Regions from separate parts of the Homo sapiens genome. Here region 2 is linked to region 1. A link is a contact called in ENCODE Hi-C data. All regions are on one chromosome and are shown on one strand. Each heading gives the region's core, a stretch centred on a gene start or an enhancer-like site at or near the end of the contact. The rest is flanking DNA. Distances are from core to core; before and after follow the strand shown.

Region 1 (5,347 bases), core at 555-3,054:
CCATTTTAAAGTAATTACTTTTACAAAAAATCATGTAACATGTAATTATGTTATTTTCTTAGTCCAAGTGCCTAGAAGGAGAAATTCTGGGTGGAAGAATAGAAAAGATCTATTGCTAAATTTCCCCTCAAGAAAGAATATGCCAATTTATACTCTCCCATGCTCCAAACCTCTACCTATTATTTTATCTCCTCTACTTATTATTATTGCCACTTTGGTAAGTACAATCACACATATATTTGAGCAAAGCTTACTGCTATTTGACCAAGTAGATACAAGAGTTTGGAATTCATTAAGAAACTATGACTTCACAGAAGGAAGGTGTGTTTTACAAAGCAGCTTCTTCCATTTGCAGGGTTGGTTCTCTCTCCCTCCTTAGGTAGGTGATGCTCCACTGTCATCTTCCCAGTGAGGCTTCCCTGCCCAGCCTAGTTACATCTGTATCCCTTGTACCTCTTTCTTTGCTTTATTTTTCTTCGTAACACATCCTGACTTAACGTTTTTCTGTTTTGTCTATTCTGTCTCCTTGTGCTAAAATATAAGCTTCATATGAGCATGACTTCATGCATTGTTTGACCCTTATATGTGTATCAAGCACAGAGTAGACCTCCAATCATTTGTTGGCTGAATGCAAAAATCATACTTTCGAGTTTATAGAGCACTTTTATCCATAACTTACCACTTGTTCATCACAACAACCCTGTGAGATGCAAAGAGCTAATTCCATCCCTAATCTCCCAATAAGGAGCTGGGTCTTCAAAGGATCAGGTGACTTGTCCAAGGTCATGCATACCTTTTCTGACTCCAAATGCAGCTTCCTTTTCATCTCCCATGGCACCTCTCTAAGCCTGCACACAGTTGCAGGCTTTTTATCAAGGGATGAGTCTGGATACCTAAATTCTAATGCTGGCTTGGCCACTAAAGTATATACGCAGCTTCAGTAAACATTCTCTCCAGGGGTATAAGTTTCCTCCTCTGTCAAATGAGGAGGCCAGACCAGATAGTCTAAGGTCTCTTCCAGCTTTACTACCCAATGACTCTAAAGGGAAATATCCATGACTGATCAGTGGAGGCCATTTCTGCCACATTTATTTTTTATTTTTCATTTTGAGATGTGGTCTTACTATGTTGCCCAGGCTGGTCTCAAACTCCTGGGCTCAAGTGATCCTCCTACCTCATCCTCCTAAGTAGCTAGGATCACAGGTGCACATCACTGCATCTGGCTCCTAATGCATTTAACTTCATGGACCCAAATTATCTCCAGTCTATCTTTGGCTCTAACAAAGGTCCCATGCAAGAAAGTGGGTCACCACTTACATGTTTGCTTATCACAGGAGGAGGCGTCAAAATGAAATACTAGCCAACCTGATGGCAGAATATTCTATTCTTAGAATGGGGAATCCCAAGCTTTTGTAAGTTAGAACATTCTGTCTTAAGTACTTTGAGTATATAAACACTCCTTCTAGTAGTGAAGATTCTTTTAGTCACAAGTGCCGGAAACCTGACTCTAACTAACTGAAGCAAAGATGGTAGTTTATTGGCTCACAATCCTGAAAAGTTCAGGGGGGATGTCAAGGTTCAGGTAAGGCTGGATCAGGGGCTCAGATTCCATTAGAACTCTGACTTTCTTTATCTCTCAACCCTGCATCCACCTATTTTGACTAAGTGGCTGCTGGTTACTCTTAACTTATATAGTATCCCCTTAGTTCACCTAATTTTTCCCAGTAGTTCCACCAAAAGTACCAAAAATTGTTCTGATGAGCCTGACGTGGGCCACAGGCCAATCCCTCTGAAATAGCCTCTCTAGCCAGGGAGATAGAACACACAGACTGGCGAGGCCTGAATCATGCACACACCTCTCGATCATAGTGCTAGGTCTTATCTTCTACAGACCATATGAACTGAGAGAGAGAAAGGAGTAAAGGAGTGATTTCCCATATGAAAACAAAGGTACTTACACCAGAAAAAAGGGGACGTGAACTGGGCAGGGAAAAAGAGCAAAAATTCACCGTGCTTTTGCCATTCTTTCTTCTCTTTCCTTCTACCCCTCCAAAGAGCTTTAGGAGGTGGTTTCTGTTATGACAGTGGTAGTGGTGGTTGCTATAGAATGAGAGCATTTTAAAATTCATTTGGTTGTGAGCTACTGGGGGACAGATGGGAATCCTTTACTCCCCATAAGGTCCCTGGAGATACCCAGGCCTGTTCAAATACCATAGCTAGTTATCACAGCATAAAGAAACAGCCAGAAATGCTTGCCCAGGAGCTACCCAGGTTTGCTGGAAATTCAACAGGATCAATGGACAAAAATGTGCCTCAACAAGATATTGGAGGGGTCAGATCGTTCGTTGACAGCCCTGATGTGTAGGCCCAAGGAATGATGCTGACCAGATCCTGCCAGCAATCTGGGAGCTGGAAGGCCTACCAAGTATAATCTGGAATCTTTTGAAGAGCCAATTATTCAGGGCCTGGAGATTTGACAGGAAGAAATTTCCTGTGTCCTTGTTTCCCCTTCAGAGAACAGAAAAGGACAAGCTTCTTGCTAACTACTCCATTTCCCTCCTCTCTACCCCAAATCCAAAGACAATTTTAATATTTTAGAAAATACTAAGAGAGAGGACTGCTTGTGAAAGAGGGAAGTAGTCATAGAAGATCGATTGACTGATTGACTAAACCTTCCCAGTTTCTTCATCCACACACGTGTGCACTCAACTGCCATAGGACATCATGCGTGCCTTGGGTCATCTGGGAGTGAAGAGATGACTTACTTAGTCCTTGTCCCCAAGATGCTCATGCTCTCTGGTTAAGGTCTTAATACATTAAATCTTAAGAAACTACAAAAATATAAAGTAGGGATTGACGCACTACAGCCCATGGACCAAATTCAGCTTACCATCTGTTTTTGTCGATAAAGTTCTAATAAAACACGAATATACTCATTCGCATAGGCTCTTGTACATTAATGGCAGAACTGAGTAGTTGCAAGGCAAAACCTAAAATATTTACTATCTGGATCTTTAGAGAAAGTTTTCCAATTCATGATACAGACCATAGTGCATATCCCAGAATAGGAAGATGGTGGTGGGATCTGAGGAGGTATCCCAGAGGAGGCAATACCAAAGCTGAGACACGAGGGATGCATGGGAATTAACCAAACAAGGCTGAGAAGTCAGGGGAGGCCAAGACAGAGGGGACTGCCTGTGCCAAAACAGGGAGATAAAAGAGAGTGCAGTAGGTCCTCGGAATTGCAGGAATGGCCAGACCGGAGATGTGGGCTGTGGCCACATTATGATTCTTCAAAAGTCAAGAGGATCCTTGAAAGTTTTAAGCAGAGGCAGGGCTGATCGAGTTTGCTTTCTTGAAAGTTCACTCTGCAGTGGAGTACAGTGAGCAAAGGATGGGTTGAAAGTGGACTGCTTCCTTTCCCTCCCATTTTCCCCTCCTCCACCTCTCAAAATATTTAGCCTCTTGGAATCAGGCCGGTGTAAGTGTCCAAAACTGCCTGACCTTGCCCTGGTGGCCTGGGGATACCCACATGACCTTGTGGCCCTCCAGTCTGCCATGGTCTTGTCCTTCCCCACTCAGGGCCACCTGGTCCTACGCATAATGTAGGAGCAGGGGGAGTGGGGGCTTAGGATCCAATTTCTCCACTTGACACTTGCAGCCCCTTCAGCCTCCAGACAGAAATTTGAGTGGCAGTAATGGGATAAACAGTTTAATTTAATAGTAACAGAAGAACTGGGCCCAGTGCAAGGAATCTCATTGCCCTTTTTCAAAGTGACTTTCCTTTCAATGCATGATGTAGCAGGGCCATTGGGGATGCAGAGAAATACAAGGGATTGATTTTGCCTGGCAAGGGGTCAGATTGTAAGAAGCGAGTTTAATAGTCATGCTATGAAAGGGACATGGAAAAGGATAGAGACAGATCACACCTGCAGTAGGTGAAGTTAAGGATGAGACAAAAGGGAAAAAATATATTTTGTATCTCTGAATGTGAACTACTGTATACCTTTACAAAATAATTAATAGCTATCCCCTATGTTCAATATCTTTGGGGCTTTATTTTTGCTTCTTTATTTAAAGGAACAAAACTTTCTTGCTAAAGGCATATTTTTGGTTCCTTCACTTATAAAGTTACTAAATGTAAAACTTGCTAAAATGTTTCCAACTTAAATTCATGAAAGTTACTTCACTTTTAACATTCTCATCTCCCCAGACAGGAACCTCAAAAGTTGGAGCTTTTAATAACAGGCAGGCTGTTGCAGCAAAGCCTGGTGCAGGCAGGTATGGAGCACTTTCCCATGCCTCCTTTGCCCTTCTTGGTCATAAGCCAGGCCTTCTATTCAGCTGAATAATAGACAGGGTTCTGATAATCCCTGTCAAGCGTTCAAGGATAACTAAGGTATTAGCCAATTGGATTTGAACCTTGTCTGGAAGATAGAAGTTGGTCCAACTTGCAAGAAATGGGCATTCAGAGTGGATGGAGGAAGCAAAGATTTCTCTACAATAAAGTTTCATAGACAGCTGTATACCAGGCTGACACTTGAGGCCAAACCTTGTTTTTCACAGTGCTGTTGGGAGTACCACTGCCCTATCAGAAGCTGAGAGAAGGGAGGTATATTAGGCCATTCTTGCACTGCCTTAAAGAAATACCTGAGGCTGGACAGTTTATAAAGAAAAGAGATTTAATTGGCTCACGGTTCTACAGGTTGTACAGGAAGCTTGGCACCAGCATCTGCTCTGCTTCTGGGGAAGCCTCAGGGAAATTTTACTCATGGTAGAAGGCAAAGCAGGAGCTTGCACTTCACATGGCAAAAGCAAGAGCAAGAGGGAGAAAGAGACAGTGTAGGGGAAGTGGGAGGGAGCCACACTTTACAACCAGATCTTCTGAGAACTCACTATCTCTAGGACAACATCAAGCCATGAGGGAACCACCCTCAAGACCCAAACCCCTCCCACCAGGCCCCACCTCCAACAGTGGAGATTACAATTCAACATGAGATTTGGGCAGGGACAGATATCCAAACTATTTTACAGACAGCTCTCAATTATGCACTCAGAAATCACAACAGTGGCAGGAAAAACCACACGCAATACATCCACAAATGGGGATGTGTTGCTTGTGGTTGTTGCATGGAGATGACTCTGCAATACATTCTCCAGCACCTTTTGCCTTCCCACTTAGATTTCACTTGATAAACTTTAATTCTCTGCACTATTTTATTCACTAAGCAGCTGGAAGTGTATGGAAGCAACTCATGTGGGAACAAAACTGTCTGGAGAAAATGTATGCCTATGTGAGCCAGCTCAGGCACTTGACTGAGGCGGATACTCTATCCCCCCTCTTTCC
Region 2 (5,723 bases), core at 404-2,903, 55 kb after region 1:
CCATGTGGATATCTGGGTGAGAGAATTCTAAGACCAGGGAATCGCATTTATAAAGACATAACCAGATTCTGCCCGGCGTGTTAGTGTGGTTGAGCTGAGTGGGCAAGGCAGGTGTAGAAGATGTGATCTAAGAGGTATGAAGTGCCACACTGCATCATACCGGCCTGGACACCCTGATTTGGAAGCCACTGGAGACTTTTGAGAAGTGACGTGATCAGAGGGATCCTGGTGATCAGTGTGGTAGCAGTGGAGATTGTGAGACATGGTCAGATTCTGGATCTATTCTGAAACTAGAACTACCAAGATTTGCTGATATATGGGATTTGGGGTTTGAGGAAAACAAGGAAGTCTAGGATTATTCTAAAGCCGGGGTAACTGGAGGGATGGAATTCCAAGAACCAAGGCCAGGAAGACTGAGGAAAGGGCAGGTTTCAGTGGAGGTATCAGGGAAGGGACCAGAGTTTAGATTTAAATGTGTTCATTCTGGGGTGCTTAATAGGCATCCAATTTTTTTCATACTCTCAAGGATGAACCAAATTAGTAAAAACAGCCAATTTACTGCTAGGAATTACTAAAAAAAAAAAAGTGGCTGCATTACTTTCTAGAAAAAGAAAGCCTGAAATCTTACATATAAGGATTCTTTTTTTTTTTTTGTGCATCATGTGGTGCTGTTCCAGAACTGAACACCCTATGCCAGGTGCGGTCTTATTAAAGTTCTGGAAGAAAAGACTATCTGTTCTGAGACACAATGCCTCTACTTGTGGAACTAAAAATAGCTCAGCTCTCAGTCCCCAGGGCACGCAGTTCTCTAAGTGTCCATCCATTACATGGCCACATTAGTTTGACAAGTTTTCAAGGCTCACCTGTCCACTACTCACACATCTGGGTTTTATATTTTAATTTTAATATTTTGCATGGCTCCTTCTGCCTTTGTCACAAATGTGACTTTCTCTACTTCATCCTTCCCTCTCACAGATGCTATTGTTGGGTATGGCTGCCTGATATATTGTTGTCATTAATAAGAAAAACAGCATTTCCCAATTTAGTATCATCTGTAGAATTCATTAACGTGTTGTTTGCACTTTTATCCAGATATTTTAAAAGGATGTCAAATAATACGGATAATCATCTTACAATTAAAGTAAGGGAAAGGTTATCTTTTTTTTGGAGGAGAAAAAGGGACATGTTTTCTGTTGTTTCCAATAGCTCATTTGCTCAGCAAACAGACAAGAAAAAGGGAGCAGGGACAGATTTTTTTTATAAGAATGTCAATTCATTCGTGGGTTGGGGAGAATTGTCCAGAAGCTTAACTGACATTCCTCTTCCACATCATCCCACATATAATTTTGAAACAAAGACAAGCAGGAAACGCAGATTTCATAACCTGAAATCTCTTTAGCTTCATCAAATGCCAAAAAGCAACTGCAATGGCAGAATAAAATACACTAATGTGTTTTGACACAATAATCGTGCCTGTTTCTCTTTAATGAGCCAGGCTGGGGATTTCCAACTTATAGAGGCAGAGAAAGGCTGTCAAACCAGCAGATGTGCCCCATACTTGCAAGGGGCATTTACTTAATGGGCCATCTGAATACTTGTCTACATGTCAGCGATGATGCAAACATGACATCTCTCAGCTTGAGAGTTGCTCTTGTGTGCAGACAACTTTGTGAAGTCATGGGATAGCACTTGGAAAGGAATTTTAAACTGGGAATACATTTCATAGCTCAGCTGCAAGACTGAAGACTGCAGGAAGGAATTCACTTTCAGCAACTATGTGAATTCATGGAGTAGGTCCATGCTATTTCAGTTCTGCACAGCTGGCCGACTGTGAAGCTTTATTTTTCTCTTCTTAGAGCTGAGTGACGTCTCTTTAATGGTTTTGGAATGACTGTTGCCAACTCTTTTTGATAATTTTTGTTTTGTTTCTCTCAACTGGGATATTTCTTCTCACCTGGGTGATTTCCCATCTTAAGAATTTTTCGGCTAATGTATGAGGGTTTTTTTTTTTTTTTTTCTTGATTGCCTGGAACAGACATCAACTTGTGTTAGCTCACTCACAAAATGAGGATCTAGTGTAAAGATGGAGAGATTGTGCAATGGAAGTGTAAGCAGAAATACAGCGAGGGCTCAGGAAATACTAGAATAGGCAACATGCTCTTCCTCTCTGCTTCTATCTGCACATCTGCTTTATTTCTTTGCCTCAGCAGACTCACCATCTCTGCTCCTCATCCCGCATGGTGGGGAAGGATGCCCACCCACAGCTCCCCAGGCCATCTGTTAGAGCTCCAACCACGTGGAATGACGGAATCCATTCTGTTCTCTATCTCTGCTCTAGTTTCAAATTCCTGGGGAAAAATGACCCAGCTCACTTCAGGCTCCCACTCTTGGTCCAGTGGGCTGCAAAATTTCCAAGCGTAGCTTCTGTCAGTTCCTTGCTTTGGGTTAGGTGAAAATGAAGGGAATAATTGTGAGCTGTTCAGATTCACCAAGAAATTATCTACTATTGTTGGGGGAGAATGCCCAGGGACAGATGCATTTGGGTAAGGGACAATAACAAGACACTAGAAAGGAAAATCCCAATTTTATTTTCCTACAGAGTCAGCATCCCACACATTTTCCTTCACAGAAACTGACAAATAATCCATGGGGGCAGCTTAGCAGATGGGTTGAAAAAAGCGACAGGCTCATCATCAGTTTTCAACACCTTGATACATCAGGCTTGGCCCTTGCTACCTCATGCATTATTTAAGCACAATGCATCTCCCTCTGATTGTGTCATGTGCTGGAGGAGAATGTGAAGTTCTGTCTGTCTTTAGCAAACATGTTTCAAGTACTGTCTGTCTGAAAACCAAATGGAAGAGGGTAAACCTGATGATCCACTTGATTTTAGTTTTAGGACCTGGATGCATAGGCAGATGTCAGTTTACAAGGATTCTGTGTACTTTAAGGAATGTTTTCTGAGCATGTCCAGTACAACAGACGCTCTGTTAGGTAGCTGTAGTTAGGATTTTTTGGTTGTAAGTATGTGAAGATTTAAATGTATCAGCTCACTTCTCAGAAAATCTGAGGCAGTGCTAGCCAAACCAAATGGTTCAAGCAAATGTCATCAGTATTTGGCCTCTTCCAGTCTTTTTACTCCTCTATCCTCTGTGTCTGCTTCACTTCTACACAAGCTTTCTCTATGTGGTGGCTCCAGATTTTATATCTTCTAGTAGATATTTTTTTAAAAAAAGAAAAGAAAAAGACTCCCCTTGCCCCCTCCCCCAGCTCCTTTCTCTTGTTCATTCCAGTGGAAGTCCAGGGTCTCCTTGCTAACATTGCTTGATTGGCTGTGATTGGGTCATGGACCCAGTTCTGAGACAATCACTGAGTCCAGGATGAGGTGTTGCTCTGATTGGCTAAGCTTGGATCTTGTGCCCAGTCCTGGAGTTGGAGTAGAGGCAGCTCAAACCTAACCACAGGGATGGGGCTTGCGGGTGGGGTGGTTCCCCAAAGGAAACCCAGGATACTGACACCCAAAGAAGGGGGAATAGAGGCTGTGAGGGCAGAACCCATAAATGTCTACTACCCAGGCTAAGGAAGGAGACACATACACTACTTACTCTCATAAAAACCTAATGATGGTAGGTGTTTCAAGTGAGATATTTGGAAAACACAGATGAAAAGCCATTAATTCTGAAAATCTAGACATCAGTGAGGGATTTTAGAAAATACAACATCTGTGATGGGCCTTGAAGGATAAGGGGGAGGCTGGAACAGGGCATTCTAGGCAGAGGGAGCAATGTTTAAATATACTCAGAGATTTCTAAGGGGGTGGCACATTCCGGAGAACGTTAGACCAGTGTGTATTGAGGACTTATAGGTTGATACAAATATGACATTTCTGACCTTTGAGGCCTGAAATGTTTCCCTGTCATTGATGTATATATGTATTTACTGAATATTCACATACATAAGCCTTCAGCTCTCAAATTATATGTAAGCATGGACACATTACATACAATGGTGCAATCAGCAGAGACTCTGAATTCATTCAGACCTGGTATGAATCCCAGCTCAGCCACCTACTGGCTGTATGACAACAGAGAAGTAATTTAAATATTTTAGCCTTCATGTTTTTATCTGTAGGAGGGTGACCTATCCACTGCATATTGTCTTTGTGAGAATTAACTGAGTTCACACACGGAAATTACCCAAAATGGTGCCTGGGATATAATAGACACTCACTAAATACCAGTTACTTTCTCTCTTCCCGCTCCTCCTTTGTATATAACCACACTGTTTCTAATAAGAGCATGAAATTGATTTGTTTTATTACACGCATAGTGACTACTTGTTGACCACAGCACTGGAAGCTCTGATTGGGCTGTGCGTAACTATTCTTTTCTGTGCCCAGCACCCTGGGAGGCTGGCCTTTTAGGATTGCAGTAACTGATTCCCATGCCCTCTACCTAACAGTAGGTTCAAAGAAATAGGAAGCCAGCAAGAGATGCAGGGAGGAAATAGATTCAATTTGGAGTTCATCTTCCAAAAATTCTCTTCCTGTAAACTTATCGGAGTTCTTGTCAGACAGCCTTCTCCACCCACCTCCCATTCTTTTCTTCACTCCCCTTCTCTCTCCTGATAACCACTTCCTTTCATTGTTCCTTAAGGCTTAGAAGCATACACAGCACCCTGACCATTACTAGCCTCACAGCATGGCACTATCCCTTGTGCTGTCCCTACCCCCTGCCCTCAACTTTGCTAATTACTCCTTTATTAATTTCTCCTCAAATTACCCAATTTGACTTTACCATTGTTTTCCTGTTGGGGCCCTGACTGGCCCTGACATTAAGGATAAACATGATGCCATCATTAACTTGATGAGGGCCCCTCAAAAAATCAACTGAGGCAATTGTGAATAGGAGTTCACTCATGATTTGGCTCTCTGTTTGTCTGTTATTGGTGTATAAGAATGCTTGTGATTTTTGTACATTGATTTTGTATCCTGAGACTTTGCTGAAGTTGCTTAACAGCTTAAGGAGATTTTGGGCTGAGACAGTGGGGTTTTCTAGATATACAATCATGTCATCTGCAAACAGGGAAAATTTGACTTCCTCACTTCCTAATTGAATACCCTTTATTTCCTTCTCCTGCCTAATTGCCCTGGCCAGAACTTCCAACACTATGTTGAATAGGAGTGGTGAGAGAGGGCATCCCTGTCTTGTGCCAGTTTTCAAAGGGAATGCTTCCAGTTTTTGCCCATTCAGTATGATATTGACTGTGGGTTTGTCATAGATAGCTCTAGGAATCCAACTTACAAGGGACGTGAAGGACCTCTTCAAGGAGAACTACAAACCACTGCTCAATGAAATCAAAGAGGATACAAACAAATGGAAGAACATTCCATGCTCATGGGTAGGAAGAATCAATATCATGAAAATGGCCATACTGCCCAAGGTAGTTTATAGATTCAATGCCATCTCCATCAAGCTACCAATGACTTTCTTCACAGAATTGGAAAAAACTACTTTAAAGTTCATATGGAACCAAAAAAGAGCCCGCATCACCAAGTCAATCCTAAGCCAAAAGAACAAAGCTGGAGGCATCATGCTACCTGACTTCAAACTATACTACAAGGCTACAGTAACCAAAACAGCATGGTACTGGTACCAAAACAGAGATATAGATCAATGGAACAGAACAGAACCCTCAGAAATAACGCTGCGTATCTGCAACTA

The links. A loop is a pair of places that touch in the nucleus more often than their neighbours do. Pooled maps may share reads with other maps.
Region 2: a map of HCT116 shows a loop between it and region 1 (2.9-fold over the local background). The contact joins two enhancer-like sites. A Hi-C loop is called at or near these places in 3 of 168 maps with a recorded cell type or tissue (HCT116, endothelial cell of hepatic sinusoid and psoas muscle) and 1 of 50 pooled maps.

Annotation. Positions count from the first base shown.
Region 1 is chr3:64,758,632-64,763,978 of GRCh38, forward strand. All of the region lies in intron 1 of ADAMTS9-AS2 (ADAMTS9 antisense RNA 2), which reads left to right. Among named protein-coding and RNA genes, the nearest start is that of ADAMTS9, 73 kb to the left of the region's middle. Within about 2 kb of position 1,805, at least 2 of the 41 ENCODE cell types and tissues checked have a DNase peak (open chromatin) inside an H3K27ac peak, as active enhancers do.
Region 2 is chr3:64,813,788-64,819,510 of GRCh38, forward strand. All of the region lies in intron 3 of ADAMTS9-AS2 (ADAMTS9 antisense RNA 2), which reads left to right. Among named protein-coding and RNA genes, the nearest start is that of ADAMTS9, 130 kb to the left of the region's middle. Within about 2 kb of position 1,654, at least 7 of the 41 ENCODE cell types and tissues checked have a DNase peak (open chromatin) inside an H3K27ac peak, as active enhancers do.